Linked DNA regions of Homo sapiens: region 1 is linked to region 2. Evidence: chromatin contacts called from ENCODE Hi-C data. All regions are on one chromosome and are shown on one strand. Each heading gives the region's core, a stretch centred on a gene start or an enhancer-like site at or near the end of the contact. The rest is flanking DNA. Distances are from core to core; before and after follow the strand shown.

What was found. Hi-C counts contacts between places; a loop is a spot of excess contacts on that map. Pooled maps may share reads with other maps.
Region 1: a map of B cell shows a loop between it and region 2 (6-fold over the local background). The contact joins the promoter of YAE1 here to the enhancer-like site in region 2. A Hi-C loop is called at or near these places in 1 of 168 maps with a recorded cell type or tissue (B cell), 1 of 37 single-sample maps with no recorded cell type and 2 of 50 pooled maps.

What each region holds. Positions count from the first base shown.
Region 1 is chr7:39,565,005-39,567,704 of GRCh38, reverse strand. It overlaps YAE1 (YAE1 maturation factor of ABCE1), which reads right to left and starts at 1,301. Exons shown (of 3, transcript NM_020192.5): 1 at 1,158-1,301. The coding sequence starts at 1,286. It overlaps YAE1-DT (YAE1 divergent transcript), which reads left to right and starts at 1,356. Exons shown (of 3, transcript NR_187579.1): 1 at 1,356-1,562. It also overlaps the pseudogene TMX1P1. RefSeq lists an enhancer at 1,015-1,464.
Region 2 is chr7:41,880,402-41,883,101 of GRCh38, reverse strand. No RefSeq gene overlaps it. Among named protein-coding and RNA genes, the nearest start is that of INHBA, 180 kb to the right of the region's middle. RefSeq lists an enhancer at 1,114-1,663. Within about 2 kb of position 1,366, at least 12 of the 41 ENCODE cell types and tissues checked have a DNase peak (open chromatin) inside an H3K27ac peak, as active enhancers do; they include B cell, where a contact is called at or near this core.

The DNA.
Region 1 (2,700 bases), core at 52-2,551, 2.3 Mb after region 2:
TTTGGATGTGTAACCTGTGATGCCTTAGAAAAATATCCTAAGCACAAAATAAACTTTTCTAATCACTTCAAAAGATTAAAAAAACCAAAAAACAAAAAACAAAACCCAGCATTAGCAATGTCTTCACAAAAAGGATATATGGAAAATTACACATCTGGGCTCTTGCCAACTGATTGGAATGGTGTGGGTGGGTGAGGAGACAGGGCAAAGCAGAGAGAGGAAATTGTTTAAAAAAAAAAGGATGATGAGAAGTCTGGTTTCAGAAATTTTGCATAATACCTAAATTCAACTAACCTGCAAAAGCTCTGTGGGTAGTGATTTCGTTCTGCATCTCTCACGGTGCCACAGCATTTAAAAGATGCTCAATACTTATTAGTGTGGCCCCAGTCTCACATAAAGCATTTTTGTAATTGACAACATGGTTTTTGGGCTAAGCAAATACCACTCTACTGAAATATTAAACAGGGCAGATTCCCAACTGCAGCTTTAGCGGCAATTTAATGGTTGGCAAATATATTAAGTGGATGTGGACCTCACTATTTGGTCCTCACCCAGAAATACTGTAGGCTGCACACAGAAATTAAGCTTAGTTTCAATGAATAGTGAGACAAATTAGAGATGAAAAAGTTACATCTAACAAATAAAAAAGAAACCAACTTTAATATTCCCTTACCTAGACACCAGTATTCCACATTAGCTTTCCCTTATTGTCCTCTGACAGCATGCTTTAGTTCATCTTTTCAATATGTCTTGATTAACACTACTCCTTAACTTTAGGCTCCCTACCCATTCAAGCCACCCATATAAACTGCGTACACGTCCTTTGACAGCCATAATAAGTATAGTGTATGTTTCTCTCCAGCTCCTTTCCCTGTGATCCTCAACAAACTGCAAACTGTTCAAAGTCTACACATAGTTAATTTTGGTCGGTCCTCAGTTTCTAACGCATCCCGTAGGCGCTCAAAGAATGCGTCTTGTTGTTTTACACGCTTTCAAGTAACCATCGAGAAATCCTAGCAAGACGCGGGTCGGACCGGGTCCCTAGGGATAAAGAGAGCAGCGCCGGGCCAGGCTGGGGCCACTCTGGACCCAGCTTCTTCACAACTCCGCGCCTCTTCCCACAACCCAGCACCCCGCGCCGTCCACACCACGTTTACTTTGACTCGTCTTTGCATGTTACTCTGCCATTCCCGCTGCGCCAGGAGCGACTCGTCTGCTTCTTCGTCAAACACGTCCCCTTTGTCTCCAGGGCCCTGGATCAAGGAGGCTGCTTGAACCCACGACATCACCGAGGCAATTACGGGGTCGCAGGCCACCGGAAGCGCCAACAACTCCTTCCGGTCCGAAGGCGGGGCGAAGACGGCGAGTGGAGGCTCGGGAGGGGCTGCGTGTGCGCGGAGGCGGGCTGTGGCCCGTGGCCGCCGCCGGAGCCTTTCGCTTGCGGTGATTTTGGGCTCCCTCGGTTGGCAGTGTTGATGTGTGCCTGTGAGTTGTGAGCGAGGCAGATTTCCTCGCGTGGCCGGCACGACCTTCACCTTTGCAGAAGGCAACCGGGACCCTCAGTGAGACACCTTCCATTTCCACCGTAGTCTTACCATGGTCTGGGTTTTACATTCGCGCGCTTTGGTAAACTATTAAAGGTAGTAAAGTCGATGGGCGATTACCACCCAAATACTTTGTCTCTTTTGGAATCTCCTCTGCATTTAAAGGATTTGACAAGCCGACATTTTAAACTGTTAGGATTGTGGAGTAAAGGAAAATAGGATCGAAAAGCGAGGTACTGTAGCCAATTTGAGATTAGTAAGAAATATAGAGTACATTTGTAAAGCCAATATATTTTTTCATTGATTCACGATATCCTTCTGCCTCCCATTCCTGTTCATATGCCCTAAAGTAAACAGTTGGTTTGGTAAGGGTGGGGACTTGTGTCAACACCAGGACAGTTCTGACACATAGTAAATGCTGAACTCTATTTTGGTGAATGAATGAATACCTGTAGTATTCCTGTTTTGCCCTTTGCCTGGGTAAAATGAGTCATGTGATTATGATTTATTTATCTAACAATTTATTGAACACCTACCTTGTGTCAGGTACCATTCCAGGCTTTGGGATACATCAATGAACAGACGGAAGTTCCCAACCCTTGTCGACTTTATAGTCATGTAAAATTGACAGGATAAACAATAAGCAATATATAAGTAGCATAAGGTTTGTTAGAAGATCATAAATAAATGCTATGAAAAAAATTTTTAAATAAGCACAGTAAGAACCATAAGTGTGTGGGAGTGGGTGGTTGGTTCATGTTACAATTTTAAATCTCCAGAGAGAATTTGGCATCCCACAAATAAAAAATATATAAACTACAAATATGTATATTTTATTAATGTAAATATATTAAGATATATGTATATATCTTTATTAGGAACAAAATGGTAGTAAGCAATAAAGATAACAATAAAATAGAAAACCTCAAAACTTGAATAAGTAAGTCCAATTCTTTTTTGTATTATTTGAAAACACCAATAAGATAGATAATCCTGTCATGACCCAGATTTTTAAAGAGAACAAAATTATACAAGAATGAGAAATGAGATAACCACTGATGCAGAAGGAGATTAAAATATTAATTACCAACTAAAACTCAAAAGCAACACATTCGAAAACCTGAGAGATATGAATGACTTTCTAAGAAAATTGACC
Region 2 (2,700 bases), core at 117-2,616:
AGAAGCAGTAAAGGCTTCCTGTGAAAGGAGCACGTTAGCTGTAAGATTTGTGCAAAGATCGAGTGCCTGGCGGGGAGTAATCCCTAGACTGCGGATCTCAAATGTTTGGTGGGGTTTCCCCTACTGCTGGCTTTCATGTTCTCAGGGCATCATTACTGCGGTGGTGCAGCCGTAATGATGGGAAAGTGCCTGCTTTCTCTTTTCCCCCAGGGCCCCAGGGTCATATCTATGGGCTGGCAGACATGTTTTCTCCTTTCTCTTTCCTGTTTGCATTCACCTTGTGATTTTACTGATTTGGGGGTTCAGAGTGGGAAATCAGGCCAAAAATATATACATTCGAGATTTAAAAACTGAGTTATATCCAGCTTCCCCTTGCAATTTGAAATTATACTCCTCTTTCCATCTCTGTGTAAGTATGGGTTTTGACCAGTTTACGGAAAAAGTATATATTGGATCAAAAAGAGGCAATAGTTGGGTGTGACCTGGGAGCCAAAGTATCTAGACACATCTTAATGGGTGGCCTCATTCGTAAGAACAAAGAGAAAGATCCCTTGCTGACTGAGTAGAGGAGAAACAGACATCCTCTGGAGCTGAGGCTGGCAGGGGACGCTACAGCGAGCCGGCCAGTATGAGTTCACAGCCCAGGTCACACACCCTCCCCTCTGCTTGGCAGCAAGCACTATGCCTGGCACAAGTTATTAAGTGTTGTTCAATGTTTTGGATAAATTAAGAGGGGCAAGTGCCAGACTAGATGGTGCCACATTTTTAACTCTGTCCTCTTCCAAACTGTAATCATCTTGGTTCCACCTGCTAATTACCATTCGAATGTATCCCTTCCACTACAATGGCATTGCCTCGCCTCTGATCCTTGGCTTCTACAGCTATTTACTATTACTCCAGATTGGGGTCCTCAGCTGCAGTCAGACCACCAGATAGATCTGTGAGTCCTCAGAGAAAGATCTACCTGTTAGCTAATAAACTAATAAACTTCAGCTCAGGGCCTCACTTGCACGGTCCCTTACAAGAGCTGGGGGAAGACCTTGCAATGTGTTCACATGGTCATATATTTTTGTAAAATGTATTAAAAGTGAGCTATATTTAGCCATAATTGGTTAAGACTGCTTCCCCTTTCTGTTTCGACTTCCCCTCTGTGCACCTACTGTTAGGGTGTCAGCGTCGTCACCAGCACTTTGGGGCCCCAGCTAAAAGGAAGTTGAGTTGCGAATATATTTAGTTTGGGTTCAGTAGGGGATATTTTTGTGGTTGGTAGTTGTTTCTGAATGCAGTTAAGTTATTACTAGTCATCCTGGTGTAGGAACGGCTTCTAGGAATACTCCTACGGCCCCCTGCACTGACGCACCCAGCCTCGTGACAGGAAGTGGAGGGTCAAACGTCATCTGGTGATATGAATTTGTCCTGCAGCATCTGACACCAGACGTTTATGCAGAATCAAGGAGAAGCAAAGTTTGAAATATACAAAGCAGGAAGCTGGTCTCTGGAAAATTCTTCCAAAGTCAGATATGTAAAATCGTAAGCAGAGGACTTTGTTTTCAATGACAGCTAGTCAAAACAGAAGTTGTCTCCTTTCAGGAATATAGCACGCCATGCTGTGTATACAATTATACAGGCCTCATACATTTTCCTTTCCTCCTTGATGAGAATTCTGCAAAAGAGATTTATTGGAATTCTCATGTTTTAACCTATGGTTGTGGTATTTATCATCATTCTAAAGTTCTATTTTTTTTGAGGTTTATCTTCTCATTCTAAATAACTGTTCAGTTTTATACCTAATTATATATTCTTGGTTTTGAATTTTTTTGCTTAAGAAGGGCTCCTCAAATTGTATAACATCAGGTTCCAGAAGATCTGTGTAAGCCACTGACTGTCCCTGGGGTTGTAGTCAGCCTGGTCTTCTCTTTTTTCTAAATTGAGACGGAGTTTCACTCTTGTTGCCCAGGCTAGAGTGCAGTGGCTCTATCTCGGCTCACTGCAACATCTGCCTCCCAGGTTCAAGTGATTCTCCTGCCTCAGCTTTCCAGATAGCTGGGATTACAGGCATCCACCATCACACCCGCTAATTTTTTGTATTTTTAGTAGAGACAGGGTTTCACCATGTTGGCCAGGCTGGTCTCAAACTCCTGACCTCAGGTGATCCACCTGCCTTGGCCTTCCAAAGTGCTGGGATTACAGGCATGAACCATTACGCCTGGCCAGGCTGGTCTTCTTAAAGCAGAAGGCTAGTAGGTGACGGCCCCCTAATTGGAATACTTTGACAACCTTTATCCTTCATAAACTGACATCCACTGCCCTCCTCCTACCTTTCTCATGCTATAGACCAGCCATGTGCACACTGACAGCTCCTGGGACACACAGCTTCATTGTTCGCCCCTCACCTCCTTTGACCATGTGGATCCCTGTAATCCCAATGACTACTTCAGTATTTGTTAGATAATCTTCTGTTTGTCTTTCAAAATACAGCAAAGGCAGAAAATAATGCAGGTGAGGTGAAAACCTGCCAGCATTAGAGTTGGCATAGGGTAGACTGCAGGGCCATGAGTGTTCACAGCTGGCCTCCTTGAGCCAGCCTTTGTAGGCTTATAGGGCCTGGAGCTCAACCATCAGTGGGAAATCTGGCATATACCCCTGGTGCCTGGCCCCTTTCTTGACAAAGAGTGAGTGCCAAATCCGTGTTGTGAAAGG